7 separate regions of the Homo sapiens genome follow, and all the other regions are linked to region 1. Evidence: chromatin loops called from intact Hi-C (ENCODE). Cell type or tissue: heart left ventricle. All regions are shown on one strand. Region 1 holds the start of GABRA5 (gamma-aminobutyric acid type A receptor subunit alpha5). Region 2 overlaps ATP10A (ATPase phospholipid transporting 10A (putative)). Region 3 overlaps LINC02250 (long intergenic non-protein coding RNA 2250). Region 4 overlaps LINC02346 (long intergenic non-protein coding RNA 2346). Region 5 overlaps LINC02346 (long intergenic non-protein coding RNA 2346). Region 6 has its middle 64 kb from the start of LINC00929. Region 7 has its middle 100 kb from the start of LINC02248.

Region 1 (4,000 bases):
ATGCTGCCAGCGCGAACTTCCCCGGCACTCCCGGCGGAGCGGCTCTTGCGCCCCGCGCTCCCGCCGCCGCCCTGCAGCTCCGCTCCGCGCCGCGCCCCGGGCCGCGCGCCGCCCGCCGCAGAGCCCCCCAGCGCCCCCGGCGCACTCGCGCCCGCTCTCACCTCGCCCGAGCGCCACATGTCGTCTCTGGGCTGGAGGATCGGCCCTCTGCAGAGGTGCTCCGGTAGAGGCCGCCAGACGCTCAGCAAATGCGCCCTTGGCCGAGCTGGGCGGAGGGGGAGGGCGCAGGGCCCCCGGCTCGGCCTGCAAGGGGAGAGGCCCTGTTCTGCTGAAGTTTCTCCAGGGCCCTCAACAGCATCTTCGGCGCCTCGTGTAGTCACCACCGCCCGCTTGTAGAGCAGGGATGGGAGGGCAGTGTCAGCAGTCGGGTGATAGAGGCCTGGACTCCGACAGCTTTGCTCCCTAGAGCCGGCCCCAACGCCTCCCTGCCCAGGCCTGGGTCCTTCCCGGGTGCTCCATGGCACCCCTTACATGCGCATCTCTTAGGCGCTTCTGAAAGAAGCTGGCCTGTGGACATTCTTTTCATCTCACTCATAGACAGGAATGCATAACTACGGGAGGGAAAGCCAGGGTCACATTGGACTCGATTAGAATGAAATCCTTACCTAACGCAGTGTATATCTGGGGGTTTTCTGAAGTTCCATTTCTTGACAACAAGCCGCAGTGGCAAACGGGAAAGGGCCAGGAGCCCTGGGGGCTGCAGGTCGGAGAGCGCCTCTGGGGTGACGGGGCGGGATCTCCCCAGCAGGGCTTCCGAGCCACGTCGGGTCACTGCCTCATTAGCCACGTACATGGGGTCTTACTATGGTCATTACGTCGGTGTGTCGTCCGTCCTAGTGGTGCAGTTCCTGGGAGGTGAGGGTGGCATTAATGACAACTGCGCGGCAGCAGGGCCCCTTCAAACAACACAAGTAAGAGCGCATCGTCTTGGGTTTGCCAGGTCTTGCTTCCTCAGGAGGTGGGGGACTCTCGACTATAACACCCAGTGGAAAACGTTCAAGACTCAAAGGAAAGCCACTGAAAACGTGATGGGGAGGTTTACTTACACCATTGTCCCATTCCTTTTGTGAAACTGCATTATTCATAATCTCTTTTAACAGAATAATGGTAAGTAAAGGCAAATTCCTAACTCCCCTCCAGGAAAGATCTTTGACCTTCCAGTGTAGGAAGCCTCTCATTTTTCCAGTTATCTCTAATACAGTGTATTCCAAATCTAAGTTACCTGTTAATACTTCTGCACATTCCAGAAATTCTGAAATTTTCTGAAAAACAAAACTTGTAAATCTATTCCAGGAATAGGACATAAATATACATAAATGTGCAAATATACAGGAAGTGTTTCTCTGAATATACATTTAGCCACACTATTAAATAACTGTTTCCAGTGGTTCTTCAGGAAATATGAATGAAATAAGATGCTAATTTGAATTTTCTAATTCTAAAATGGATCACTGAACGTATGCATTTCTTCATTTTCTAATTTCCCAAAAGATGTACCACTAGGGTGAAATTCCTTGGGAGACATTAAATTTTAAAAAGTTAACAACATGGTTTTATGATCAGCCTAATATAATTTTCACCTATTAGGTGTTGGAATTCTAACACCTAATACCAGCGACAGCTGCTCTTCTCTCAGGATTAAACAGCATAATGCAAATCAAAGAGTTGGAAGAATTGGTAAATTTTAAACTTCACAGCTTGTCACACAAAGTCATTCGGTGTGAGTTTGCAAAAATAAATGTATATAAACAAGGGATGATTTTTGTATTAGCGAGGGTTATAGACATTAATTCTTAATAATAAAAGAAATGTCAGCTGTAAGGAAATATGTTCTTTTGATGGATTATGTTTAAAACTTCCACTTTTTTTGGTACACTTTCTATCAGCTTTATGTCCACACAACACATATTATTGAATATATAAAAATCATTTTAAGTTAGAGTCATTCTTTAACATTGTATTTCAGCATGTTGCTTAAATTCTTTTCTCTTCCCTGTAATGAAACGGTATGCCACTCTCTCTCCTCCTAGTGTTTATGTAACATAACATAGCCTCACTTTAGATGGACTGCCCTGAGGGGACAGTGAAATCGTAAGGCCCATCAGAACCTTACAGAAACTCACATTGCTAGAAGAGTGCTTACTACCATTTCAATGATTTTTGTTTTACTATAGAATTCTGTATTTGTGCTGAGAAATAATAGGCTATCCGTTGAATTCCCATTTGTTTCATTAGCATTTTCTCTTCATTGAATGAAATTAAGCAATGTCGTGATCGTTGTGGAAGACAGTAGAGGGCACCCTAGTTCCACACAACCTCAGCCTTGGCCCGGGCTTCATAAGAATTTCATTTCCAGTGTCAGAGCCTAAAATAGCTGAAGGTGGGGAAGCTGGGCCATGAGTAGAACACGTGTTCACAGAGCACCCACCCTGTACCCCGGTCAGGGGCAGGAACTGAGACAGTGGCTGTGTTTGCGTGGTTGGGTGTGGTAAATGTGGCTGAGACATGAACACAGTGCCATGGTATAAGTGAGATCATGTGCTATTTGTCTTTCTGTGCTTGGCTTATTTCACCAAGCATGTTCTCCAGGTTCATCCATGTGGTCAAAAATGGCAGGATTTCCTTCTTTGTTAGGGCTAAATAATATACTGTCGTATATGTATGTTATACATATACGTGTGTGTGTGTGTGTGTGTGCGTGTGTGTGTGTACGTATCTCACAGTTTCTTTATTCATTTATCCATTGGCAGATGCTTAGGTTGTTCCATTATTTGGCTATTGTAAAAAATGCCAAAATGAACATGACAGTTCAGATCTCTCTTTCAGATACTGATTTTATTTCCTTTGACTATATCCCCAGAAAGGGGGTTACTGGGTATATAGTGGTTGCCACGGGCTGGGAGAAGGAGAGACGGGGAGATGTGGGTCAAAGGGTACAAAATTTCAGTTATGCAAGATGAATAAGTTCTGGGGATCTACTATACAACATTGTGACTACAGCTAACAACACTGCGATATATACTTCACACTTGCTAAGAGGGTAGATCTTATGGGTTCTCATCACACACACAAAAGAGGGCAGCTCTGCGAGGTGATGGAAATGTGAGTGCATGTGATTGTGGTGGTGAAGTATACATGTATCAGTCATCAAGCTGAACACCTCAGAAACCAGATTTTACATCAATGAATGGATGAATGAACAGATCTACATTTCTGGATTTAAAAAAATAAAAAGAGAAGACACCCCACAGCTTTAAAAACATGGGGCATCCGTTCCCACCCTCCTGCATCACCTCCATTCTACTGACACCTGACATGGGTCCTTAGAAGAACATGGTCTATTCTTTTTCACACTTTGCCTCCTTTATGTAACTAGGAAAATAGAGGCATATGGGGCTTTTAAAATGATACTAAATTTTTTTCTAATTTCATTGTATCTATTTTATCTTCTTTAGTGTTTTATTTATCATATCTCTATTTTGCCATATTTCATTTTATTTTGTGATGGCTCTAGGGTTTACAGCAGGCATCTTTAACTCATCATAACCTATCTTTTTTCTCTTTTCTTTTCTTTTTTTTTTTTTTTTTTTTTGCGACAGAGTCTTGCTCTCTTGCCCAGATTGGAATGTAGTGGTAAAATCTCAGCTCACTGCAACCTCGAACTCCTGTTCTCAAGTGATCCTCCCATCTTAACCTCTCAACTAGTTGGAACTATGGGCATGCACCATCACACCCAGCTAATTTTTGAATTTTTAGTAGAGACCAAGTCTCACTATGTTGCCCAGGCTTGTCTTGAACTCCTGGGTTCAAGGGATCCTCCCACCTCGGCCTCCCAAAGTGTTGGGATTACAGGCGCGAGCCACCATGCCCGGCCTACAGTCTAACTTTAATTAACATAATACCATTTCATGTACAGTGTAGTGCATGCAACTTACAATAA
Region 2 (4,000 bases), 1.2 Mb after region 1:
CCTTTTGCAGAGCTTTGTGTCCTGCAGTTAGTCCTTGGGGGGTTAGGTAAGGGCCTCTGAGAACTATCAAGAAGTACATGGAGGGCCTTCAGTCTAACTATCCAGCAATTTCACAATAATACAGTATGGCCTCCCAAAGTGAAGATGGTCCATTCCAACCTCTGCACTGTATCATGGGTGATCAAGTAAGATCTTAGAGAAACCTAGACCAGTTCAGTCTCTTTTTTTTGAGACAGAGTCTCGCTCTGTCGCCTAGGCTGGAGTGCAGTGGCATGATCTTGGCTCACTGCAAGCTCCGCCTCCCAGGTTCATGCCATTCTCCTGCCTCAGCCTCCCGAGTAGCTGGGACTACAGGCACCCACCACCACGCCTGGCTAATTTTTTTGTATTTTTAGTAGAGACGGGGTTTCACCGTGTTAGCCAGGATGGTCTTGATCTCCTGACCTCGTGATCCACCCGCCTCGGCCTCCCAAAGTGCTGGGATTACAGGAGTGAGCCACCCACGGTGCCTGGCCACCAATTCAGTCTCTTCTCTGGGGAAAGTCATCCTCTCCGGCTGAACTTCACAGTTTCTGGAGGGTGGCCTCTGGGCAGGCGGGTACTGCAGCCTGGAGCCCGGAAGGATGTCAGCTCCAGAGGTGTTGAGCCAGGGCGGGGATGTTTGTGGCATGACTCTGAGGGAACTGCGCTGTCCTCTCATGTCCCTTTCAGGAGGCGTGTGCAGCCCTGCTAGACCAGTGCCTATGCTACGTGCAGTCCAGAGGCCTCCAGAGAGCCCCTGAGAAGACCAAGGGCAAAGTGAGCATGAGGTTCTCCTCTCTCTGCCCACCCTCCACGTCCACTGCCTCTGGCCGCAGACCCAGCCTCGTGATCGATGGGAGAAGCCTGGCCTACGCTCTCGAGAAAAACCTGGAGGACAAATTCCTCTTCCTTGCCAAGCAGTGCCGCTCCGTCCTCTGCTGTCGGTCGACGCCTCTGCAGAAGAGCATGGTGGTGAAGCTGGTGCGGAGCAAGCTCAAGGCCATGACCCTGGCCATAGGCAAGTATCCCAGCTGGCCAGACGGCCTCCTCCCAGCTGGACCCAAACTTCCTCTACCCTTCCATGCTACACCACGAGATGGGAAAACACTTCCTCACCTTTCTTTCTGTGTGTAAAATCACACCCAGTGTGATAGAGCAGGCAACATGTTCCGAAGGTAAAGTTTACATTGGAAAGCCACAAAAGAGAGTAGCAGAGTTACAGGTTCATGCTGCAAGGTCAGTAATCCGGTGCTGCTTTACGGCAACAAGATGGAGCTTACCCTGTTTCTCAGGAGACAGCACACAAGAGACCTGCCTGTCCCAGTCTGTCCTGGCCACAGCAGAGGGCACTACACACTCAGCCTTAGCCCAGGCCAACTTAGAAGGTCCTTTGCAGCTGCTTCTGGTCACCATGAGCCTCCGGGTGTCCAAGGCTTTGTAACGCCCTAAGGGCCCAGAGGCTTGGTGACCAGAATTCCCACTGCCTCCTGTCAGCTGTGCTGATGGTTCTGGGACAGGCTTCTGAGTAAATAAGTCCATCATCAGATACGCATCACTGCTCAGTTTTACACCAGTTATTTAAGGACTGTGTTTCTCATGGTGGTTTTTCCTGGCAGACACTGTTGGCCTGGAGAGCCCTGTCTGCTCCTCTCCAGGGAGGGGATGGTGGCCACTCGCCTCCTTCCAGGACATCCTCTCTGCCCACTTCTAGTGCAGGCAGAGTCTCTAGCACAGGTTCAGGGGCTCAGCAGCACCACCTCCTGGTGAGGGCCAGGAAGGAAGCAGTGGCCGTGACCCCCACATGCCAACAATTGGGCCTCCCTGTAAATAGAATCTACTCCTAGGTGAGAACTGGATCAGAAATCAAGTACCCTCGCCAATCAATCAGCCAGTGTTGGCAGTATTTTCTGCAAAAGGTCTGTGACAGCCCCTGCTTGTTGACATGGAGATTGCTGCCTGTTCACAGTGGGCACCTCACCTGGCCAGAGGAGACCGCTGTTGAGCCTGGGTTACAGTGGCAGTGAGGAGAGCGAGCACTGGCCTGAACACGGTCGTCATGGGGACCCTGCCCTACACACCCTGAGGCCAGTAACCGCTAAGGAGAGTGGGCACAGGGCACGTGTTCAGGAGGCCCGGGGAACCTAACAGCCATGGCCTGTCCTGAGGCCATCTTTGCCTTCATGTGCCTGGGGTGGCCCTCAGGTTTCCCTGAGGAGCTGGAAACGGTCTTCAGGCTGACCTGCACCACCCCTGTCCCAGCCTCCTCCTCTGAGCGTCAGCGTCCTTCCCTGGGAGCACGAGGACAACGTCAGCCCTGAAAGGCCACAGTACACAGTAAGACGTGAATGATGTTTCCCTGGCCTGGCCAGTGCCTGCCTCAGCCGCGTAGCCACTGGTGTCTGGTATTCCTGAAGAAGTGGAAGGAAATCCTTGGCAGATTAAAAAGAAAAGGAAACACAGAATGGAATCTCAAAAGAAAACGGGAAAGTAATGACCCATAAGAACATCAGCACATGGCTGGGCACGTGGTTCACACCAGTCATCTCAACAGTTTGGGAGGCCAAGGCAGGAAGATCACTTGAGCCCGGGAGTTTGAGACCAGCCTGGGCAACATAGTGAGTCCCCATCTCTACAAAAAATAAAAAAAATTAGCTGTGTGTGGTGGCACACACCTGCAGTCTCAGCTACTTGAGAGGCTGAGGTGGGAGGCTCACCTGAGCCCAGGAGGTCAAGGCTGCAGTGAACCGTGATCACACCACTACACTCCAGCCTAGGCAATAGAGTGAGAGACCCTGTCTCAAAAAAAGAAAAAAAAAACTGCTGGGGCAACATGGTGGGCGAAACCCCATCTGTACTAAAAATGCAAAACCTGGCTGGGTGTGGTGGCATGTACCTGTAGTCCTACCTACTCAGGAGGCTGAAGTGGGAGGATCACTTGAGCCCAGGAGGTTGAGGCTGCAGTGAGCCATGATCATGCCACTGCACTCCCACCTAGCCTGGGTGACAGAGTGAGACCCTGTCTCAAAAGAAAAAGAAAGAAAGAAAGAATGCGTTAAAGCATCAATGTGACCTACTCCTAGTGCCCAGTGGTTTATAATGTAGAGAGCATCGTTGCATACCATATCTCATGTTTTACCGTATCTCATTTTAAATGGGACATTCTGGGGAAAGCTGTACAGATTTTTATTGCTTCAGAGAATTCCAATTTGATATATATTAACTGATCAGTTAATATTGGTCTCAACATTATAAAGAACAGGAAAATCACAGGGAAGAGACATCCTGTAGTCACACTACAAGTCATTCTAACTTTGTGTATCTGCACCTTTTCTCATTTGTGCAACTTGGGATGTATGCCCTGATTTGGGCTCTTCTGCTGCCCAGTTCCAAGAATGGTGACCGTCACGGAGTGATAACAACTTTATGACTCTGCTGTCCTTTCCCCGAAGGTGTCCAGATATCTGACCATGCTCTGTGTTCCTAAACATTTTCTATCAACAAATTGACAGAATGAAGAGAAGTTCTCCTTTATTGCACCCCTAGAGGGCCCCAAAGTGAGCACAATGGCTAATACTGTGGCAATCCATATGCAAAAAAAAGAGCTCCACAACGTGCTGGGCTGAATTTAACCTCCTTCCCTTAGTTTAGAAACTGCCCGGGAAGTGTGGCTGGGAGTAGCCTTGGCTGCTTGGCTGGAGTGGCTCAGTAACTAATGATGATGAAGATGATGATAGCATCTTTCCTTGTGCCAGACAGCAGGATGAGGGTTTTACTGGTGTAAGAGCGGCACTGCAGAGCAGGCGCCATGTACCAGGTGGCTCAGCTCCAGCCCGCTTTCCGAAACATCTCCTGGTGTCGCTAGCTTATTCTGAATGCTTAACTCTATTCTCCCAGGGTGGATGCTCTACTCCTTTTTCCCCCATCTTCCCCAGGACGCTTTCACAGGACTGAGTTCAGCGGGGACTCCCAAGAAAATCTA
Region 3 (4,000 bases), 1.4 Mb after region 1:
ATTGGCCTTGCTGGCATCCTGGTTCCTTGTTTTCAATGAGCCTGAATGATTCTACAACCTTTCTCTGAATGTGAATTAGGTGCACAGGGTTTTAAACAAAAGAAATGTTGCCTCTTACCACACATTCACATGCAAAGTAATCAGAGCTGCAGCATTCATGCCCATGAATTTCTCATCTCTGGTCAAATATCTAATCTTCATTTTCATCAATTATGCCAAATTAATAGGATTTATTCTGGGATTGTGTTGTTTGCAGTCTGGTCCTATGACCCCAGGCCTCTCCTGACACCTGCCCAATGTGAAAAGCACATATTGGTGCTAAGATGTCTCATTACTAACGGTGTGCCCCCACTGGGCTTGACATGCATCAGAAGCACAATCTGAGAGGTAACTCTAAGAAGAATGCGTCATTTTTCCGATTCTATAGTTGAGCAAACTAAGGCACAGCTCTAGTTAGGAGTTTGTCAAGATCCCACAGTGAGTCAGCGGAAAATGAAGGAGAATGTGTTTTGGAAATGGCTCTGGCTGCTTTGAACTTCCAGCCACGTTTCCCTCCCTCCCTCATAGGATTCAAAAAGTGAACCTTATCAAGAACAAGACCTTCCACATTGGATAATAAGTTGCTTTCCCAGAGACTGGAAGGGGTGAGCAAGTATGATGGGCAGCTGATTGATGCACAGATGTTTGAGAGTCCCGAGTAATTATGGTGAAACCCTGGGATGGGTGGAGGGGTGCAGGCTGAAGGCTTCTGGTCACGAATTCCCATGATGTGAAGGCAGAGAGGATGCAAAGTCAGCAGAAACTTGCATGCTTAATAGTACACCACACCAGGGAGAGGTTTCTAGTTCTCTTCTTTCCTGGATATTACTTATTGATGTATGCAATTTAATAAAATGAGCTGGCTCCTTAAAACACAAACCTTGACGACTACACCCTGGCCCTTCTCTCTCCCCTCCCTATTGTCGTTTCCACTTCTAGGTCAGTGGCTCCTGAATAGCTTCCAGCCTTGCTAGATCATGCTGTGGCCCACATCAGTTTCAACCACATGGATCAGACTAAAAACATCTTTCTGTCCAAGCCAACCTTCCTCCCCAGGTCTTCCATTTCTCTCAGTGGCAGCACCATTGATACCCTACATGTTCATGAGAGTCACTCTCTCCTCCGTATATTTGCAGCATCCATATGTCCTGGAGTTTCTGGAAACAGCCCTGATTTCAAACCTTCTGTTTTAGTGTCTGACCATGTGTCAATGCTTGTATTTTGATTTTGGACTGAGAAGACAAGAAGACATAGTGACTGTACCTGTCAATAAGCTGGCATGGCGGTCTTGTCTTCCTTCCTTATGCCTCCCAATCTGATCTTATTTCTAGTTACCATTGCAGGAGTCGCTGTTCTCGCAGCTGGATTTTGTAATAACATTGTCCTCCTCCATTTTGCTCTTCATGACTCCAACAAATAGATCCTCCAAACATAATTGCTCTTTATTCTCTCAGCAAAAGTACCCCAAAACACATAAAGCAAAACAAACAAACAAAAAAAACCAAAAACCCACAGTACCTTTCCACTCTCAACCAGATGAATTCACCCTCATTATCTTGGGGCTTCCTTCCCTAAAGCCTTCCATCTGCTCCAGCCCCCACAGACCTTCATCTCCCTGAAACAATATGACACTCATTTTTAGTTTTAGTATTTAACTTCCAACATTGTAAGTTGCTTTATTATTTGTCATCTCTCAAAAGAGGTTTTAAGACCCTTAAAGAAGGACAGCTCTTTAGCTGTTTTTGGATACCTTTCATCATGGGAAGCTGGTTTCAGGCAAATAGTAAGTGTTCAACAATTATCTTTTAAAAGAGGTGTCATTGCATAGCTTAGTATGTGAAATGGGTATCTCTCATAAACCAGTTCCCTTTACATGTACAGCTATTTAAAGGGATAAACAATATCATTATTTTCCAGAACAAAAATGACCACATGATAAATAAGGCTTTATGAAAAAACATGGACAAGTGTGTGTTGCTTTAGAATAAAGGTGGGGGTGGGGGGAAGCTTTGGGGGCTGTTTGCATTTTATATGTAAACAGTGACATCTGCTGGTGAAGATGCACAGCATTTACATGGCATCTTGAAGTGGATTCAGGGTTCAGAAGCATGAATGTCATTGAGTCTTCATCATGGTCCTCTCAGAGACACCCAAAAGCCCCTTGTGAGACCCCAGGATCGGGTCATGTCCTCATACTTGATGATGATGGATGTGTTATTCTGGGAAATCATACAATTTATTTAAGACGAGCATCGATAATTAAAACAATTCTCCCTTTATCAGTTTCATTAGCCAGTTTTAACTTTTAATTGTCTTCCCTTATGATACATTTTCCCCTTGAAAGATTCCTGCCTGGTTTCCCTAGGGGAAGTGCTTAAAAGCATCAATCTCATCATAGTTCAGCAATCATGAGATAATTTTGTTCCCTAATTCTGTTTTTCTAGCATGTTTGTAAACAATGCCATCAGGAATAAAAGTGTTTGAAGCTGAAGCTGGGTCTTCCATCCAAATGTGGAAAGCGTGCCAGAGGACTGTCTTTCCCATTCCCGCCCCACCTGCACAGCCATAGACAAAGCTCAGCTCCGGGATAAGGTAAATGTCAAGAGCCACACAGCAGCATGCCTTCCCTTCAAGACAGAACAAAGGGTGGTTTTCTTGGCCAACCTACTGCACAGGAGGAAGCCAAGCAACACCATTGATTTAAGCCCCAAGGAAAACCTAAAATCTTTGGCCACTTCAGGTTGTAAATCTGGCATCAGATGTCAGAAACTTGTGTGAAAACAGAGACTACTAGGTTTTACTATGGCTTGAAAGGAATAACCCAAAGAAAAGCCTGACCCCAAAAAAGGACTGTCCCAGGCTCAGGGCCCCACAGCGACCACATGCCTGGGCAGGGAACTGCCGGGAAGGTAGCCCAGAATGGTCACATCTCACTCTGCAGCCCCCTCACCGGACAAGGACACCTCCTGTCAGGTTCCGAGTTCTAGTCATTCTTCCTTGTCTCTGAGAGCTGTCCATCTTTTCATACCATTTCTATTGCCACCCGTGGTTCAGCCTGAGGTGCCTCGGAGGACTCACTGGCCAGGCCCCATGGGCACTCTACACACATGATTGAGCAAGACCTCTAAATGAGACCACAAAGCAGGCCCATTTCCTTCAGGTGACTGACATGGGAACTCAGGCTGAGAGCAACTGACCAAGCAGACACAGCTAAAAAGATGGAGCCAGGATTCCAGCCAGGATCTGCCTGACTTTAAGTAATATGTGTTTCCCACTAAACCCATGTCATGGCTTTCCCCAGCTCTCGAAGCTTTGATGGCCCCACTGCCTACTGAATTCAGTCTTAGCTGCCAATCCAGGGGCCAAGCCCTCCGTGCCCTGCCCTGCCCTACTCTTCAGCCTTGCCCAGCTTTTCCCCTCCATGAACATCCTCAAGTCCCCCCCACACTCAAGACTCCCCAGGAGTGTCCCTTTGCTCATCTGCAATGTCCTTACTACCAGCCCATCTGCCCTTTCCAAGTCCTGCTCACTCATCAATACTTCTGTGACCCCCTGCCGTGAGAACACATTCTCTGCTAAACCCCTGCTCTTCCAGCGCACTTTCCTCAGAGTTATGTACAGAGAGGGTCTCCCCCTGCTAGACTGAGCCACCTCGGAGGAAGAGCCTGTGCCTGGATTTTCACATCTTTGTATGTCCTTCCATCCTTAGCAAAGGCACCTGGAATGTAATCAAAATCACCAAATATGTGTTGGATAGATGAATAGGTGGATGGATTATAAATAAATAAAGTATTTATCTAGGTTGTTACCTCTCAGGATGCAAGGAAATATATTTGATTTATAGACATACAGAAGAAGCGACTACATATAGTATAACAAAGCAATGTTGTGTTTGGAATAACAGCAACTGATTAATAAGTATCTATTATGTTACACTGATGTCGTATCTCTACCATTAGAC
Region 4 (4,000 bases), 930 kb after region 1:
ATTCTTATGAAAAGAAATTGTTCGCAGGAAAGTCACAGGTTTTAAGAGAAATGAAATCATGACGCCCATGAGTTGCGCATTTAGAATGCTAGCGGTTTCTTCAGGAGTCTGTGACAAATTGTCGTGTCATCAGGCTATCACATGCTCCATCTGCCTTCCTAGACTCTTACAGAATTCCCAGACCAGGATAGATCCCATTCTCCTTTTCTACATCTTCCCACTGCAAACTCTGGCCTCAGATAAGAATATTGCTTTGGCAGGGGGTGTAATGTTATTAGAAATAAAGTTAATTAGGAAATGTTTGTGTCTAACCTATTGAATATATGAAATATAATTAATTTTCTGTATCAACTCTTAGAACTGTGAATTGAGTGGCAGGGATGAGGATGAGCTCACAGTAGGCTGGGTATGCACTTTGCCTTCTGGGATTCAAAGAAGTAGGTCCATGCTGTCAGGGCCCAAGCTTTGCTCTCCGTCTCTTGCTGCCCGGACATCTCTTTCCCCTGCTGTGTCCCTTGGACTGTCCTGGGACAGCATCCTCAAGCCCTCCCCGTCTTCCATTTCTGCTGTGCCTCATTAATCGCAAGGAAGCCCATTCACCTCCATGCAGCCAATCAGCACTTAGCCTTTCTTTCTTTCTTTCTTTCTTCCTTCCTTCCTTCCTTCCTTCCTTCCTTCCTTCCTTCCTTCCTTCCTTTCTTTCTTTCTTTCTTTCTTTCTTTCTTTCTTTCTTTCTTTCTTTCTTTTCTTTTTTTTTTTTTGAGACAGAGTCTCACTCTGTGGCCCAAGCTGGAGTGCAGTGGCATGATCTTGGCTCACTCCAACCTTTGCCACTGGGGCTCAAGCGATTCTCCTGCCTCAGCCTCTCAAGTAGTTGGGACTACAGGCACACGGCATCACACCTGGTTAATTTTTTTGTATTTTTAGTAGAGACAGGGTTTCACCCTGTTGCCCTGGGTGGTCTCGAACTCCTGAGGTCAGGAAATCCACCCGCCTCAGCCTCCCAAAGTGCCAGGATTACAGGCATGAGCCACCATGCCCGGCCCTCTTCTTAAATGCTTCTAGTGTTTGATGACTATTAGATTTTGGTGAATATTAGATTTTGACACATAGCATGCATGTTCTAACATCTCAGAACCATTTTTTTTGAATCAAAAACAAATTTAAAGGAAGGGATATGATATTTTTTCCAATAAAAACAGGAAAATGGACTTGGCAGTGGCTGCCTGCTAGGCAGTAAGTGATTGAAGAGTGACTTCATTTCAGAAACATAGCTGCTTTCATCTTTCAGTAAATGAGTCTAAGACCTTTCTCAGGGCACATGCATAAAATAAGGCTAGACATTTTTATAAAACTTACGTCTTTATTCAAACTACAGGAAAAGAATCCAAATGGAAAGCAAGGCAGTGTTCTTCAGGCTAAGGCTTTTTTTTTTTTTTTTTTTTTTTTGAGACGGAGTCTCGCTCCACTATTGCCCAGGCTGGAGTGAGTGCAGTGGTGTGATCTCGGCTTACTGCAAGCTCCGCCTCTCGGGTTCACGCCATTCTCCTGCCTCAGCCTCCCGAGTAGCTGGGACTACAGACCCCCTCCACCACACCCGGCTAATTTTGTTTTTCGTATTTTTTAGTAGAGACGGGGTTTCACCATGTTAGCCAGGATGGTCTCGATCTCCTGACCTCGTGATCCGCCCACCTTGGCCTCCCAAAGTGCTGGGATTACAGACATGAGCCGCCACACCTGGCCAGGCTAAGCCATTTTTATTGAGCATTTACCCCTAGAGGGAGTTCTACAACCCACTAAAGGCCAGGCCTGACTGCATCCTCCCAATTCCCTGTTGTCAAGAAACGCTGGGCCGGGTACAGTGGCTCACGCCTGTAATCCCAACACTTTCGGAGGCCGAGGCAGGCGGATCACTTGAGGTCAGGAGTTCAAGACCAACCTGGCCAATATGGTGAAACCCCTTCTCTACTAAAAACACAAAAATTAGCTGGGTGTGGTGGAGCATGCCTGTAATTCCAGCTACTCGGGAGCCTGACCGATGAGAATTGCTTGAACCTGGGCAGCAGAGGTTGCAGTGAGCTGAGATTGTGCCACTGGGCGACAAAGTGAGACTGCCTCAAAAAAAAAAAAAAAAAAGAAAGAAAGAAAAAGAAAAGAAACCCTGTAGCTAGCGATGTAAGTCGTGCGCCACTAGCTGGCACTGTCGCTCACAGCACACTGCAGGCCTCTGCACCTTTTGCCTCCCTGAGAAAGGCAAAGAAGAATCCCAGTTTACCACGGTGTCCTGTGCTGCTCAGCCTCCGAGTCGTGTCCCTCCCATCAGAGGCCTTCCACGGAGCTCAACCCCTCCCTAGGGCTTGGAGGACGGTGGCAACAGACGAATCTACATACGGGCCTGGCATGTGCGGGCTGGATCAGCTGGAGTTTGAAGGAGAGAATCCGATTCAAAAGAGAGCAGGGGAAGTGGTACCGAGAGAAGCAAGGCAGATGGCAGCGCAGAGTCTGAGAGCGGGAGGGGGCACTTTCAGCCTCAGGAGACGCTCCTGGCAGAGGGCTAGGGCCTGAGATGGGGCAGGGGGCGGGCAGAGAGTGGCTTCCTTCTTCCCTACTGTTTTCCTCCCTCCCTCCCTTCCTTTCTGCCCCCTCGGGGCAGCCAGTGCACAGAGCTCTGCCACCGTCCTTCAGGTAACACTTCACATTACCCTCTCCATGTGGCCTCAGTTAACACATGGTATGTAAAACAAGGAGTTGAGATGAGACCTCTACCGAATTATAGTCATACTCTGTCACAGTCCTCGTGGCACCTTTTCTTTGTAGAGTCGGAACAAGACCCAGAGTATATGGGATGATGAAACCTGAGCATCAGGGTGGCAGGAGCTGTCAGTTAGGAGTGAAGGCAGAGAGAGAGGGACAGACACCACCACCCACCCCACCGCAGTGCAGTCAGTGAAGGCAGGGGGATGGGCTGACTCAATGCATTCACCCAGTGAGTGGGTCGCTCTAAAATACTCATCATTGTTTTCCAGGGCAATATTAGCATTGGCAGCTTTTAAGAGCACCTGAGAATCTGCTCAGAGCATGTGTATCACTGCCTGACTCCTAAACCATGGGATGATTTAGGAGACGTGAGTGATGTGCCCAAGGGTGAGAGTTGAAGGAGAAGGGGGCGGAGACTGTGTATTCCCTGACATTCCCCATTCCCAGTCAGCTCGGGGATCATAAGCTTTGGTGACAGCCTGTGAGCGGTGCCCTGGGAGCCACATTTGCTTTCGCAGTACTATGCTTTGCTAATGTTTGGGAGGGGGACAGCTAACACGTCACACATGTGACAGCCCGGCTGTGCACCGGGACAATCCCCCTTCCAGGCCAGGAAACAAGTGGGTTCTATAAAGGACACTGAACACATTCCTCTGGAGTGGAGCAAGGTGCTTTTCAGTTTTGGCAGCCCAAGGACGAAAAAGCCCAACCACATCCTGCAGTGGAGGAGAGACGGAAAGTCAAATTTAGGGATTCACTCTCACTCCGCACAGGCATCCCCAAGACAAATGGACAATTGTAGTGTTATTTTAAGATTTAAAATTTTCCAGAGTTCTGAAACACCTTTGAGAACTTTCAAAGAAAGCTATTTCTGTCCTTTGAAGGTTAGGCCAACATTTACACTTCTACCTGAATTGTCCAGCTTCTGGCATAGTTAAGCACTTCCCAGCTTCTCCAGAGAAAGCTATGTTCATGATGAGAAAGTTCTTATTGTGCGGTGATGTGAGGTGACACTGCTGGGGGTGGGCAGAGCCCCAGAGAGACTGTTAGAGATCACATGTTTCCACAGGGGTCCTGAAGACGTGCAGAGGTGGAATAAGATCTCCCGTTGGGCTTCTCCCTCTCCACCGACACACTCTAAGCTCCTTGAGAAGGCCTAACATTGGTGTGGAAACCATATCTTCATACTTCTGTGGGTCACAGCCAAATTTATACATGAAAAAGACAAAAGATCATTTCTGTT
Region 5 (4,000 bases), 920 kb after region 1:
TTGTGTATATGTGCCACATTTTCTTAAAAAGAGATTTATTATGGGGTCCTGGCTTACATGATTATGAAGGCAAAGAAGCTGCCATCTGGAAGCTGGAAGACTCAGGAAAACTGGTGATTTAATTCTGTCCAAGTCAGAAGGCCTGAGAACCAGGAGAGCTGATGGTGTACATCCCAGTCCCAGGGGAGGAGAAGATAAGATGGGATGTCCCAGCACACCCAAAGAGGTAGAAAGAAAGGGGGCAAATTCCCCCTTCCTCCTTTTGTTCTACTCAAGCCCTCACCAAGTTGGATGATGCCCATCTCCATGGGGCCATCTATGTTACTGAATTCACTGACTCAAAAGCTAATGTCATCTGGAAACACTCACAAACACACCCAGAAACTATGTTTAATCTGAGCACCCTGTGGCCTAGTCAAGTTGGCATATAAAATTAACCTTCACAGTGTAATCCCAGGACTTTGGACAGCCGAGAATGGCGGATCGCTTGAGCTTGGGAGTTTCAGACTGGCCTGGGCAACTTGGTGAAACCTGGTCTGTTTCTTTTCATTTATTTATTTATTTTTGAGACAGAGTTTCACTGTTGTCGCCCAGGCTGGATCTCTTGTTGCAGTGGCACGATCTCAGCTCGCCACAACCTCTGCCTCCCGGGTTTAAGTGATCCTCGTGCCTCAGCCTCCCAAGTGGCTGGGATTCCAGGCGTGAGCCACCATGCCCGGCTAATTTTGTATTTTTATTTTATTTTTTTTTGGTGGAGATGGGGTTTCTCTATACTGTTTGGGCTGGTCTCCGTGCTCCGCCTGCCTCAGCCTCCCAAAGTGCTGGGATTGCAGGCGTGAGCCAACACTCCCAGTCAAGACCCGGAATGGAAAAACAAAACGAAAACCACAAAGATTAACCAGGCATAGTGGGCCGCACGGGTATCCCAGATACTCTGAAGGCTGATGTAGGAGGATTGCTTGAGCCCGAGGGCCCGGGGGTCAAGGTGGCAGTGAGCTGTGATGGCGCTGCTGCACTCCATACTGGGCGACAGAGCGGGACTCTGTCTCAGGAAAAGGGAAAGAAAAAAAAAGAAAGTAAATAAAATTGCTAAATCAAGGAACAGCTTGACAGTAATTATTGACAGAAATAGGGGCAAAAGTTAGCAGACACCAGTGTTCACTTAGTGGGAACTGCAGGTGTCCCCAGACAGGAGGCTGCTACTTCTCCAAAAGAAATCTATTATTGACTACCAATAAAAAAATACACTGTAGATTTGTTATGATACACAAATGGCTAAACTTTATATAGCCACGACAGTATTCTAGCACTGCTCTAAGCCTTTTCCTGCTCTGGAATAGCTACTATTGTTACCTCCATTGTACAGAAAACAGATGCCAGAGGGAGGACCATGGAAACTATGAAATTGACTTGTAAGTTTTGGACCTAAAGGTTCTTCCTGCTCTACTCCTTACATCGCCACATTTTAGTTAACATATCTCTTAAAATACTGGTCCTTTCTATATTTAGAGGGACTCCTCTTGCAATTTGAAGTGTTTTTTTGCACTAAGCATTTGGTCATAAGATCATCTGTGATTCATGTCAGTTTAAGTACCTCTTTAGACATTGTTCAGTTAGGAATGTAAATAGGAGCTAGCATTGTGTGTAAAAGGAAAGAACAGCTGCTTACAACCATTTTTGTTTCATAATACAAATGTAAATCAATATGTTATTGGAAATGCAGGCTGGGAGGGGAGGGGAAAAATGCAGAGAGAAAAGCCCCATCTCTGCTTGGAGTTCAGCACTGGGTCTCTTTTCCCTTCCACCTTCCTTGTCAAGGCTGCCACAGTGACAGAAGCACACAGGGCTGCCTTTTAGTGACACCTGCTGGGACAGACCTGGCAGAAGGGATTGCACATTTGCATGTTTCCTGGCTGCCTCTGTTAGCCCCTGAGTCAGCAGCCCACTCCAATTCATGCTGAGCTTGGACAGCTCGGGTTTGAAAAATTCCCCCTTCCCTTGGAGCAACCGCTTTCCAGCCTCCTCATCATTCCAAAAGGAGAATGACCTACATGCCAGCATGACAGAGATCTGGAAATTTATAGAAGCTCCATTGTGAGCCTAAATCCTTAACAGGGGCTCAAACTGCCAACACCGAATGAACAGAGAGGTTTTGCAATAAAGCAGGAAGTCATTAAAATAATGAATCACCCGGCTGGGTTTTGAGCTCCTTTCCCACTAATTTAATGGAAAGATTTATTGTCTTTACAATGTATACTTTCAGAAATTTTGCATAAATTTATTATTTACATTTTAACATAAGTAACTCCTTTGTGTTTTATCACTGAGCAAATTCTATGTAGCAAACCAATGCTATATTTTGGCAAACTCACATTATAGCTTAGAAAATACTAAAGACCCATTGTAAACTGAGGGCAGCATTAAGCAAATTATACTTACCTTTGTGACTACAAAACTTAATGATTCAATGCTTTTCCTGTGAAATTTGTCTTTCAATGCTGATAGTCTTTTAATAAAAAATGTCAATTAAATATTTTCATATTTTCTCTTAATGCAAATATACAGAAAATAAATTTTATCTTAAAAGGTAGTGTTTCTCATGGGAGAAGAAATAAATTTTTTAGTTGCTTTCTCAACCAAGTATGTGAAAGGAAGTTGTTTCCCTTTATATTTTAATAATTAATTTAGTCAAGGCCATATTTGGAGCAAGACTGTTTCACTTTCGCAGTAGTAGAATTTTCAGTGTTTTATGTCTCCATTCATAGCCCATGACACGAGGTTTACTAGCTCCCCATTTTTGCTACGCTAAACAGGGATGCGTTTCCAGGAAGAGGAGTGCTGGGCACCAGGCAGGACTCTGGCGGCCCCACATGGCACTGGTCTCAGGATACACGGGCTGGAGGAAGCATCCGACCCGGCACTTCCTGTCCTGAGCCTGTTGTCTGATCCTCTGTAGGTTCTGCTTCCTTCCTGTCTTGGAGGGCTTGGGCAGGAGGGCGGCAGCCCTCCTAGAAGGGGCGCTCCTATGTGGAGGGGACGCTCTGCGCGGTCCGGGCCGTGGGGTGTGGGTTCTGTGTCCTGGCCTGAGCCTCTCCCAGGAAGCGACAGCATGGAGCCGGGGATCTGGTGAGGAGGTGAGGAGCGGAGATTGTTAGCCGCCTCCCTTTAAGGGCAGACACTAAAAAGAAAAGACGTTTGTGCAGAAAGGCCCCGCCCATGGCCTCCTGCCCACCTGGAGCTTGGAAACTCCCAGGGAAAGGCCCTGGAACAAATGCAGGCAAATGTGAGGATGCTCAGGCTCAGCTCTGCAAGGAGAGAACGAGCTTTCGGGTCACCATGGAGGAGTGGGCCTCACTGGTCAAGCCTTCCCCACTCTCAGCCTCAGTTTCCCCGCAGAGTGGGAAGGCCAAAGAGACTGTCAGCAAAGGGCCTGTGCAGGAGCCACAGTCGTGGTCAATACATAGTTGCCAGGTGCCAAGCGTTGCCTGAAACCAGACTCAACTATGCAAGAAATAGCAAGCCAGCAGACCCGGCTGCAGGATCTACAGGGCCTGTGCAAAGTGGAAACGCAGAGACACTTTGCGAAAGTCATTGTGAAATTTAAGACACCAACAGGAGAGGATTGAACACAGCAGGAACCCTCTGAGGGCTGAGCTCTGTGCAGCAGCACAGGTGGGACACTCATGACAGAGCCTGCCATCCTTTAATTTTTCTCTAAGTATTTTCCACAAAATGAATAGACGTCCCAATCTCTACTGACAGGAAGGAGGTTCAGTCTCTGATTTTGAGAACTGCCCTGCCCTCCGCCCACTGCTCACACAGGGCTATGCCAGGCCAGGTGTCCCATCACGTGGGACAAGCCTGCAGGATCCCTGGGCCTGGCCTCCAGCTCCTTCAGGCCCATTCCCTCTCAGGCCCTCCCACCACCTTGGGGATATAGAAACTGCAGGCCACAGCTGCTCCTGGGACCGACCAGCATCTCCCCTCACCTGTGCAGAAG
Region 6 (4,000 bases), 690 kb after region 1:
ATCCTCTGAACATATTTTCAAGTGTTAACTATCTGCACTATGCTGTACAGTAGTTCTCTAGGACTTACACATCTTGCATGACTGAAACTTTATATCCATTTTCTTTTTCTTTTTTAGGAATTTCAAAATGCTGTATTTGTATTCATTTCTAAGTACCTGGATGATGCCATACTCCAACTTTATGCGGTAATAAAAAAGAACCCATCCAGATATCTGTTCCATCAGTGAAGGCCATTTGATAAAAAAAAGTTCATATCAGTCATACCGGTAAGAGAAATACTGGTATATAAGGAGATAAGTGAAAGAAAGTATTTATAAAACAAGAAAATCTGTCATGAACTTGAGCAGACTTCAGCACACACTGTGTCATGCTAATTTGTGATGAAATATAATAGAAATTTTAAGGCAAAGGACAAAGTAATTTGATCCAGGTCTTGTGTTCGAATGTTCCCTGATCGATGCAACAGAAAAAAAATATTAAACACTAATCAAGGAAATTTGTTTAGGTGTGTGATAATGATATTGTAATTATGTTTTGATTTACTTTTATTTTTATTGAAGTATATTTGACAACTGTATATATTTAAGGTATACAATTTGATCATTTGATGTACAGATACATTGTGAAATAATCACCACAAACATGTTAATTAACATATCCATCATCTCACATAGTTACCTTTTTTCTTTTTGGGTGAGAAGCTTAAGATCTGTCCTCTTAGCAAATTTGAAGTATACAGTAAGGTATCATTAACCATAGTCACTTTGCTGTGCATTAGGCTTCCAGGTTGTATTCATCTTGCTAACTGAAATTTGTGCCCCTTGACCAACATTTTCCCATTTCCCCCAATAACAAATATTTCATTTTTTAATCAACAAATTTGAACATGTTTTATGTTGCAATTAGAAACAATTGAAACAAAAGCCCTCCTCTCTGGGGCTCTGGTCTGAGAGACAGAATATAAAAGTTACAATGTCACATAAGGAGAACAGCATGAAATCTGTAGTGCAGCCTGGATTTCGGACATCTTGGTATTCAATTTCTCATGCCAGGCATTTGGCACTGCTGGGTGTTTGCTACACCTGAACTCAATTCTTGTCACCATCTTCCTGGACTCTGAAACTTGTTCCTCCTTGGTGAGTTCAAAGACAACCCTTTCTTTGAGGCCTTCCCTCATCCTTCTTCCTTTATCAACTCCATGTTACCCTCAACTTTTCTCAAGACAAAATCAGTCATTCCCTTCCCTGAGCTCCCCAAATACTTAGAACGCACCTCTGAATAGCGGCGCCCCATTTTAAGACAGGTGTGGCTTATGTTTGTTCCTCTGATTTGACTACGACCTCTGGGAAGGCAGGGTCCAGCCACTCCATGCGCTTGCAGATCCTCTGGTCCTCCATGGGTACTCAAATACATGTCCTGGGTTGTGCTGACTCAAACAGGAGGAGAGACATCGCCCCCAGGCTGCTGCGCACCCTGTGTCTGCCCCAGCTCGCCTGCTCCCTGTCTCTCTCAGGCACCACTGGGTGGTTTTGTAGCAAGGAATAATAACAGGCAGCCCTCTTGTGGATGAGCCTGAGATTAACCAGTTCTTTTTTTGTGAAAGTTAGGTAAGGTGTGATCATACAATGCCTTGACCTGCTCCACTTCCCCAGGACTGTCCCACCTTTGTGTTTCAGGTATTTCAGCACTGACGCCTCACAAGAACATGGGATGTCACCCTCAAAGCCTGTATCTGTGAGCTTGGCAGGTTTCTGAGCTTTAAGACAAATAAAATGTTTTGGCCACAAGCACATATTTATGTGGTCTGGCCCAGCTGTGATATTGGGTAAACAGCAACTTTGGTGATGAGTCAGTCCATGGACCTGTCCCATGCATGATGCGAACCTGTGCCATGCATGCAGTGAACCTGCACAATGCACTACATGAATCTGTGTGATGCATGAAGTGAAACTGTGCAGTGCTGATGTGAATCTGTGCAATGCATGGAGTGAACCCGTGCAACGCATTATGTGAATCTGTGTAATGCATGCATGGAGTGGACCTGTGCCATGCATGGTGTGGACCTGTGCCATGCACGAAGTTCCATGTGTTTTTAAACCCAGCTCCAGCCAAAGTTATGTGTTATAAATTATTCCAGATTAAATTGAAATAAATATCAAATGTCAACAGAGAACCCCATCCACTGGACCAAACCTTCCCTAAAACACAACATAGATGAGTTCCAATGTGTTCTGTCAGCCTCATAACTACCCCTGTCAGGTAATTTATAATGCAATTCAAGAAGCTGTGTGCCGTTTCCTTACCTTTTAGGCCTCTTTTTCCCCTTTGGAATATCTCACCTTTTTAAACCACAGGAATAAAACTATGGTTAGAAATGATTAAATTTTAACTTACACATTCTGAGCATGGCTCAGTGTGTAAAGGAAAATCGCTTCACATTTTGGGCAGTAAAGCGAATCTGAAGTATGTCACACGAGTAATTGTCTCCTAGGAGACCCAAGCGCACATCATTGCCATGGAGACCACCTCGGTAGGCCCTCTCTGCTTGAAATGATTAGCATGGATCATCAGCTGGGGTTTGTTTTCGGGGAGGAAAGGCTATAAATACATGGCCAAGCCTTACAAACTATGACAAGTCGTGTGCTCGAGCATGGGCTTGGGATGCAGAGATTTCCAAGTCCAGCTCTGGCATCGCAGGGGAGGACCTCATGGACTGTATCCCTAACACACCGCTTGCACGTGAGAACAGACAGGAGCAGTCAGCACCAGGGGAGAGGGCAGGCAGCCAGCGATCCAGGAGGGGGGCTCCTCCGAAAGCCAGGCTGGGGAAGACTCTCCCCAGAAGCAGCCAGCAGCCGTTCCCTCGTTTGCCTTGCCTGACCTATGCCTCTCCCTGAGTGTTTCCAAAGGGCGGCAGCCGCAGGAGAGGGCCAGTGTTCCCGAGTTGGCTAGAGGAAGAAAAAAGCGTGCCATGGGAAAAATCTATTCTGTTAGCAATTTTGAAATATACGATACATTACTATTAACTGTGGTCACCATGCAAAGCAATAGATTACTAATGCTTACTCGTCCAGTCTAACTGGAGCTTTGTACACTCGGGTCAGCATCTCTTCTCATCCCCCTCCGTCCCCCCAGCCTATGGTAATCACCTTTCTACTCTCCGCTTCCATGAGTTGAGTCTTTTCAGATTGCGTATTTAAGTGAGATTATATAGTATTTGTTTTTCTTTGCCTGGCTCTTTTCACTTAAAATAATGCCTCCAGTTCTATCCCTGTTGCCACGAATGACAGAATTTCCTTCCCTTTTAACGCTGTACGTAATCCATTGTAAGGTGGTGAGGTGATATCTTAATTAGTTTGACTGAATATTTTTAAAATGTATACATAGATCAAAATAGATACAATTAGTATTTGTCAATTAAATTAATTTTAAAAGGAAGACAAAAATGCACAGTGTTCTGTTTTTCACCTAGATTCCCTGAAACTCATTTTTGACATAATAGCAGCAAAATTGCCATGAGAACAGCTTTAGCCATCATGTTCATTGCTGTACCCAGCTACTGAACCCCTCCTGTTTCAGAAACAGGTGCAGCGCTAGGTGCTGGCGCTGTGAGCTCAGGAGCCGGGGGAGGCTCCACCTCTACCCTCAGCCAGTGGCTTTTGTTTCAGGGATTGCCAGTGCATGTGGCACACCCAGCTGCATAGAGAGAATGGGAGAGGTCAAGGAAATATTTTGAAGACGTGGTTCACTAACAGCCAGAGGATGAAAAGGAAAAGGAAAAAAATGGCTGAAAAGATAAGTGTCAGAGTGTTGCTCACTCTGTGGCAGGTGGGCCTATGAAATCCTCTTGACTGGGACTTAAGTTTTATACACAACACTGGGAAACGTGTTTTCTGAGAACGCTGTTTTAACTGATGGGAGTCTGGAGGTGATGATATCTGAACATCATGCTTTTTAACCCTCTTATATTTTATTTATTAAGTGAAGTCTTAATATTTC
Region 7 (4,000 bases), 570 kb after region 1:
CACATTCCCAAAACTTCCCCCATGCTACAGCTTTTTCCTAAAACACTCCACTGGCAACCATGGATCTTGCCAAGTCTCTTTCAACTTTTATACTGAGGTTATGTTCCCCAAGATTGGAGGAATGCCACCTGCCTACTTTCAGTGGGCTTTGCTGAATATCCCTTTATCTTTTCTGGACAACTCTTCCTCTGTTTCCATTGCCGAGGATAAAAAGGGTTAATACACACTTTCAGGCCTCATTGTCATCACTGTTAAACTACCCCTGGCCTTTCCTCCAAATGCACTGCTGTCATCAGAGGGCCCGCATCATCTCACCCACAACGGGGTCCAGCTTTATTTTTTCACTAGGGAAGCCAGAAGAGAAACAAGAGCTGAGATGAATGTCTTCAAGTCATGCACAGTTATAACTGCTCAGGAGTGGCCCAGTTCCAAAGACTCAAACAGCAGCAGAAGCAGAAGAATTTGGGAGACAGTGGGAAAACACACACTTCCTCACCCCAGCCCCAGAAACTGGTCACCACTCAAGGACAGTAAAATGACACAAGTGAATGTTATCAAAGGCCACTTTAAAACAAGCAGCAAATTCAACTGGGATTTTGGCTTATCAGACACAGGCTTTAATTGCAAATTCATAAGAGTAGAAAGTGCTGGAAATTATAGAGAGACAGGAGATAAAATGTGTACCTAAGACATGCCAGGAACTTCTTTTTCCTGAACTTTTGTTATTTAAACAGAGTCTTCCAGGAAAGCAGGATTAAGTTCTGCTTTTTAGAGAAGCCAGATCTGAGGCCATGCAAGCTTAGCTAACATGCTGATGAATCCCACTAGGTCTCTTTGACTTCTAGCCTGTAAGGAACCAGGGAGGCCTTGCCAGGGGAATTTCTCTTTAAATGATTGCTTTCTTCCCTTTTGATGTGCCCATGTCTTAGAGTATAGGAAAATGAATTTCACAAATAGGTTTCTCGCAATTTGCTCTTCCTACAGCTGTATCTTGCTGGATAATCAATAATACCAAGGCTTCTGAGATAGATCCTTCTCCAATGCAATGAAGATAGCAGAAGGGATGGGCTCATGATGCAGAAGCAATTGGCACAGAGCCTACAAAACAGAACACACCAAGCTACAGACACATTGCTCCTTGGCAACTGAAATCAGCCTGATCCACTCTGGAGAAACCTGAGCCTCTGCAGTAATTTATCTACTCTACTCGCTTCCCTGTTTTTAATCAGTTCTGCAGAGCTGCTACAAAATGAGCACTGTAGAGCACTCACCTGCACCAAGCCCTGTGGCTGCGCCTGTTGGAAAATCTATTTTTCGCCTTTCAAAAGTAGCAAACAAAAACAACTGATCCAATGTATCAGAACGGAATTGTAATTAAAGGAGGAGGAGGGGGAAATTGACCAAGTTCCTCCTTCCCTGGTGTACTGCAGGACCAACAATAAGCAGGTATTTAAATGCGATTTAAATGCCCTGTAACTAACCTGGATCTTTTGTCCTTCAGTCTTGCTTGGTCTGTTCCTTGTCATTTGCAAAGATGCTGACAGCAGAGCCTCCAGGCAATTTTTCTTATACTTTAGAATCTCAAACCAACAAGCACACATTTCACTGAACTCCCGTAGTCCTATAGCACCTGATACTGGGGGAAATTTTCCTTCTTGAGGCTCATCCCTGCTCAGTGGCAACGGGAGCTTTTATGCTGCTGTGGCTCCCCAGTGCCTAGGAGGGTGCTTGGAAGAAAGCGGGTCATCAATAAAGGATGCTGAGTGTTATTTGCTGGGAGAACTACTTGGAATAAGTGGAGTAAGTGAAAGTGCAGGGATGACAGGGACCCAAAGAAAAACCCAAAGGAGCACAGCAGACAACACACACCTGCCTCCGGGGCAAGTCTCAAGGGGCTGGGAAAGTGTGGGGTCCACAGGGAAGGAGAAAGGTCAGAAGAAAATAGAATACCTGTCTTCGGGCAAGTTTACAATCATAAAGAAGAAATACACATATAACTACCTTTGAATTGGCATTTGTTTTTGACAACTTGCTCTATCAGCACAGGCTTTTGGGGCCAGGTGTTTCTGGGCCTGCCCGTGTTGTTTCAAAACACCCTGAACTCCAGCTGTCTTTCTCAGGACCTGGTCATGGTTATTTGGTGCCACAAAACAACACAGAGGAAGAAGCAACATTGAATGATTTCAGATTGAAACAACCACAGGCCCTTTGTAAAGCTGTCTGGCTGCACATTGAAACCTGCAGCCTTTACCTTGTCCACATGGCTGTCAAGCCCACAGCTCCAAGCACTGTCTCTGGAAGCATCCTTTAAACCTACTGCCTTGCCTGTCGCCTGCTCTTCACACCCTCTCCAGTGTGCTGGCCGCTGCCTGCAGGAGTCAGTAGGAGTCGGGAGAGAATGCCACAGAGGGAGGGATTCACCAGGGTGGAGACAGTGTCTGCAGAGCCCAGGGCACCCCCAGCTGGTGCAGGGAGAGCCAGCAGCCCTCTGGCATGCATGGTTTTGTGCTGCCAGCAGCCTGCTCCTGAGTCTCCTCTGGCCACAGGTCAAAAAGTCTATTTTCCCGTTTCAACAAATGGTCTCAGAGAGATTTGCCCTGTGTTCCAGAGACCCTGTAATGTTGCTGGCTTTTTGTGTTCCCACAGCTGTCTGCTTACCCTTGAGTTATTCTGGGAAGCCAAGTCCTGAGTCTGTGGCAGGACCTTCCCAGGTGGCGACTTCACCCAGCATGGCCATCCTGGGTGAATTGTGCAGTGCTTGATTCAGAGCTCCCCAAGTACCATCTGCCCGGTGCATCTGTTTCCCACCCACATCCCCAGCCACAGCCACTGGACCCTCACTGTCCTGGAAACTTGAGATGTGGTTATAAGAAAGAACTGGGCCTTATTTGGGACCCAAATGGGATTCTGTGTAACATCCCACCCTCCACTCCAGTGGCACCATCCAGGAAGATGCAGCAGAAGTCAGGCTGCCCCCATATCTCAGGGTCTCGTCAACATCCCTCCCTAAGCTCCCCTTGGGACTGCCAGCTGTCATGGGTTCCTGTTACAACACCATTGCCTCCTGTGCCTCAATGGCCCTCTGCAGCACTCTGCATGCCTGATGGTTAGGTTCAGTCCCTCAAAGATAGACTCTGTGTCTCCTCTATGCCAGACAGTCAAAGTCAGCAGAGACACAAAGGTAAATTTAACACGTTCCTTACCCTCCAGGCCACATACTTGATGGGGGCAGGAGAACAGAACATGTAAACCAAATCGCAGAACAATGTATAAAGAAACACACATAGAACAATGTATAAAGAAAACAGGAGCAGTGTGAAGTCGGACAGAGGTCTTGCAAGATGAATAAAACGTTGGTAAGTTGTATGAGTTCTGCCGGGACTTTCTATGTAGAGAGGGAAGGTAGGTATCATGCATTTGGACAAGTACAGAGACAACAGAATTAGCAGAGCATAAAATACTACAGAAGAGCGTGGGCATCGATTGGCAGGAGAGTTGCTTAGAACACAGGCAGGAGACAGACTGGGGTGCTTATTGATAACGGGGTTCTTTGCAGGATTTCAAGCAGAGGAATGACATGATCAGTGTTTTAGTCCATTTAGGCTGCTCTAATATCTCAGACTGGGTGGTTTATAAATGGCAGAACTTATTTCTCACAGTTCTGGAGACTGGCACCCCAAGATAAAGCAACAAGCAGACTGGTGTCTGGTGAGGGTGCATTTCCTGATTTCCTGATTCATAGACAGCACCTTGCTGTGTCCTCACATGCTGGAGAGGGCTGGTGGCCTCCCTGAGGCCCCTGTTATAAAGGCACTAATCCCATTCATGAGGGCTCCACCCTTGTGACCTCATCACCTCCCAATGCCCCCACCTGCTAGTACATTACTTTGGGGGTTAGGATTTCAGTGTTTGAATTTGGTGGGGAGGGGAGGAGGACACAAACACTTGGTCCATACCATCAAGTTTGCTTTTCCTAAAGTTCATTCTGAGAGTTTTGATC

The links. A loop is a pair of places that touch in the nucleus more often than their neighbours do. Peaks named below come from ENCODE experiments on the same cell type or tissue, not always from the same donor. Only the 100,000 strongest peaks of a DNase experiment are listed, where the experiment ranks them.
Region 2: it touches region 1 in a loop (9-fold over the local background); 8 of 110 quality-filtered maps call a loop at or near these places.
Region 3: it touches region 1 in a loop (10-fold over the local background); 47 of 110 quality-filtered maps call a loop at or near these places.
Region 4: it touches region 1 in a loop (4-fold over the local background); 19 of 110 quality-filtered maps call a loop at or near these places.
Region 5: a loop joins it to region 1, with 9 times the contacts of the local background. A loop is called at or near these places in 19 of 110 quality-filtered maps.
Region 6: it touches region 1 in a loop (10-fold over the local background); 24 of 110 quality-filtered maps call a loop at or near these places.
Region 7: it touches region 1 in a loop (13-fold over the local background); 9 of 110 quality-filtered maps call a loop at or near these places.

Annotation. Positions count from the first base shown.
Region 1 is chr15:26,863,273-26,867,272 of GRCh38, reverse strand. GABRA5 (gamma-aminobutyric acid type A receptor subunit alpha5) reads right to left here and starts at 211. Exons shown (of 11, transcript NM_000810.4): 1 at 162-211. In heart left ventricle, CTCF peaks have their summits at 239 and 2,353 (motif pointing right); a DNase peak (open chromatin) is centred at 189; H3K27me3 peaks cover 1,331 bases.
Region 2 is chr15:25,691,858-25,695,857 of GRCh38, reverse strand. ATP10A (ATPase phospholipid transporting 10A (putative)) reads left to right here. Exons shown (of 21, transcript NM_024490.4): 14 at 712-1,039. Among named protein-coding and RNA genes, the nearest start is that of LINC02250, 120 kb to the right of the region's middle. RefSeq lists an enhancer at 178-678. In heart left ventricle, CTCF peaks have their summits at 1,782 (motif pointing left) and 3,561; a DNase peak (open chromatin) is centred at 1,770.
Region 3 is chr15:25,506,690-25,510,689 of GRCh38, reverse strand. It overlaps LINC02250 (long intergenic non-protein coding RNA 2250), which reads left to right. Exons shown (of 5, transcript NR_187215.1): 3 at 2,484-2,631. Among named protein-coding and RNA genes, the nearest start is that of UBE3A, 70 kb to the right of the region's middle. In heart left ventricle, a CTCF peak has its summit at 2,097 (motif pointing left); a DNase peak (open chromatin) is centred at 3,352.
Region 4 is chr15:25,932,312-25,936,311 of GRCh38, reverse strand. The region is part of intron 1 of LINC02346 (long intergenic non-protein coding RNA 2346); the gene reads right to left. Among named protein-coding and RNA genes, the nearest start is that of LINC02346, 32 kb to the right of the region's middle. In heart left ventricle, CTCF peaks have their summits at 1,996 and 2,197; a DNase peak (open chromatin) is centred at 2,201; H3K4me3 peaks cover 327 bases.
Region 5 is chr15:25,945,485-25,949,484 of GRCh38, reverse strand. The region is part of intron 1 of LINC02346 (long intergenic non-protein coding RNA 2346); the gene reads right to left. Among named protein-coding and RNA genes, the nearest start is that of LINC02346, 45 kb to the right of the region's middle. In heart left ventricle, no CTCF peak of the experiment used is centred here; no DNase peak of the experiment used is centred here; H3K27me3 peaks cover 642 bases.
Region 6 is chr15:26,177,633-26,181,632 of GRCh38, reverse strand. No RefSeq gene overlaps it. Among named protein-coding and RNA genes, the nearest start is that of LINC00929, 64 kb to the right of the region's middle. RefSeq lists an enhancer at 3,890-4,000. In heart left ventricle, a CTCF peak has its summit at 1,548 (motif pointing left); no DNase peak of the experiment used is centred here.
Region 7 is chr15:26,292,665-26,296,664 of GRCh38, reverse strand. No RefSeq gene overlaps it. Among named protein-coding and RNA genes, the nearest start is that of LINC02248, 100 kb to the left of the region's middle. In heart left ventricle, a CTCF peak has its summit at 2,466 (motif pointing left); a DNase peak (open chromatin) is centred at 2,364.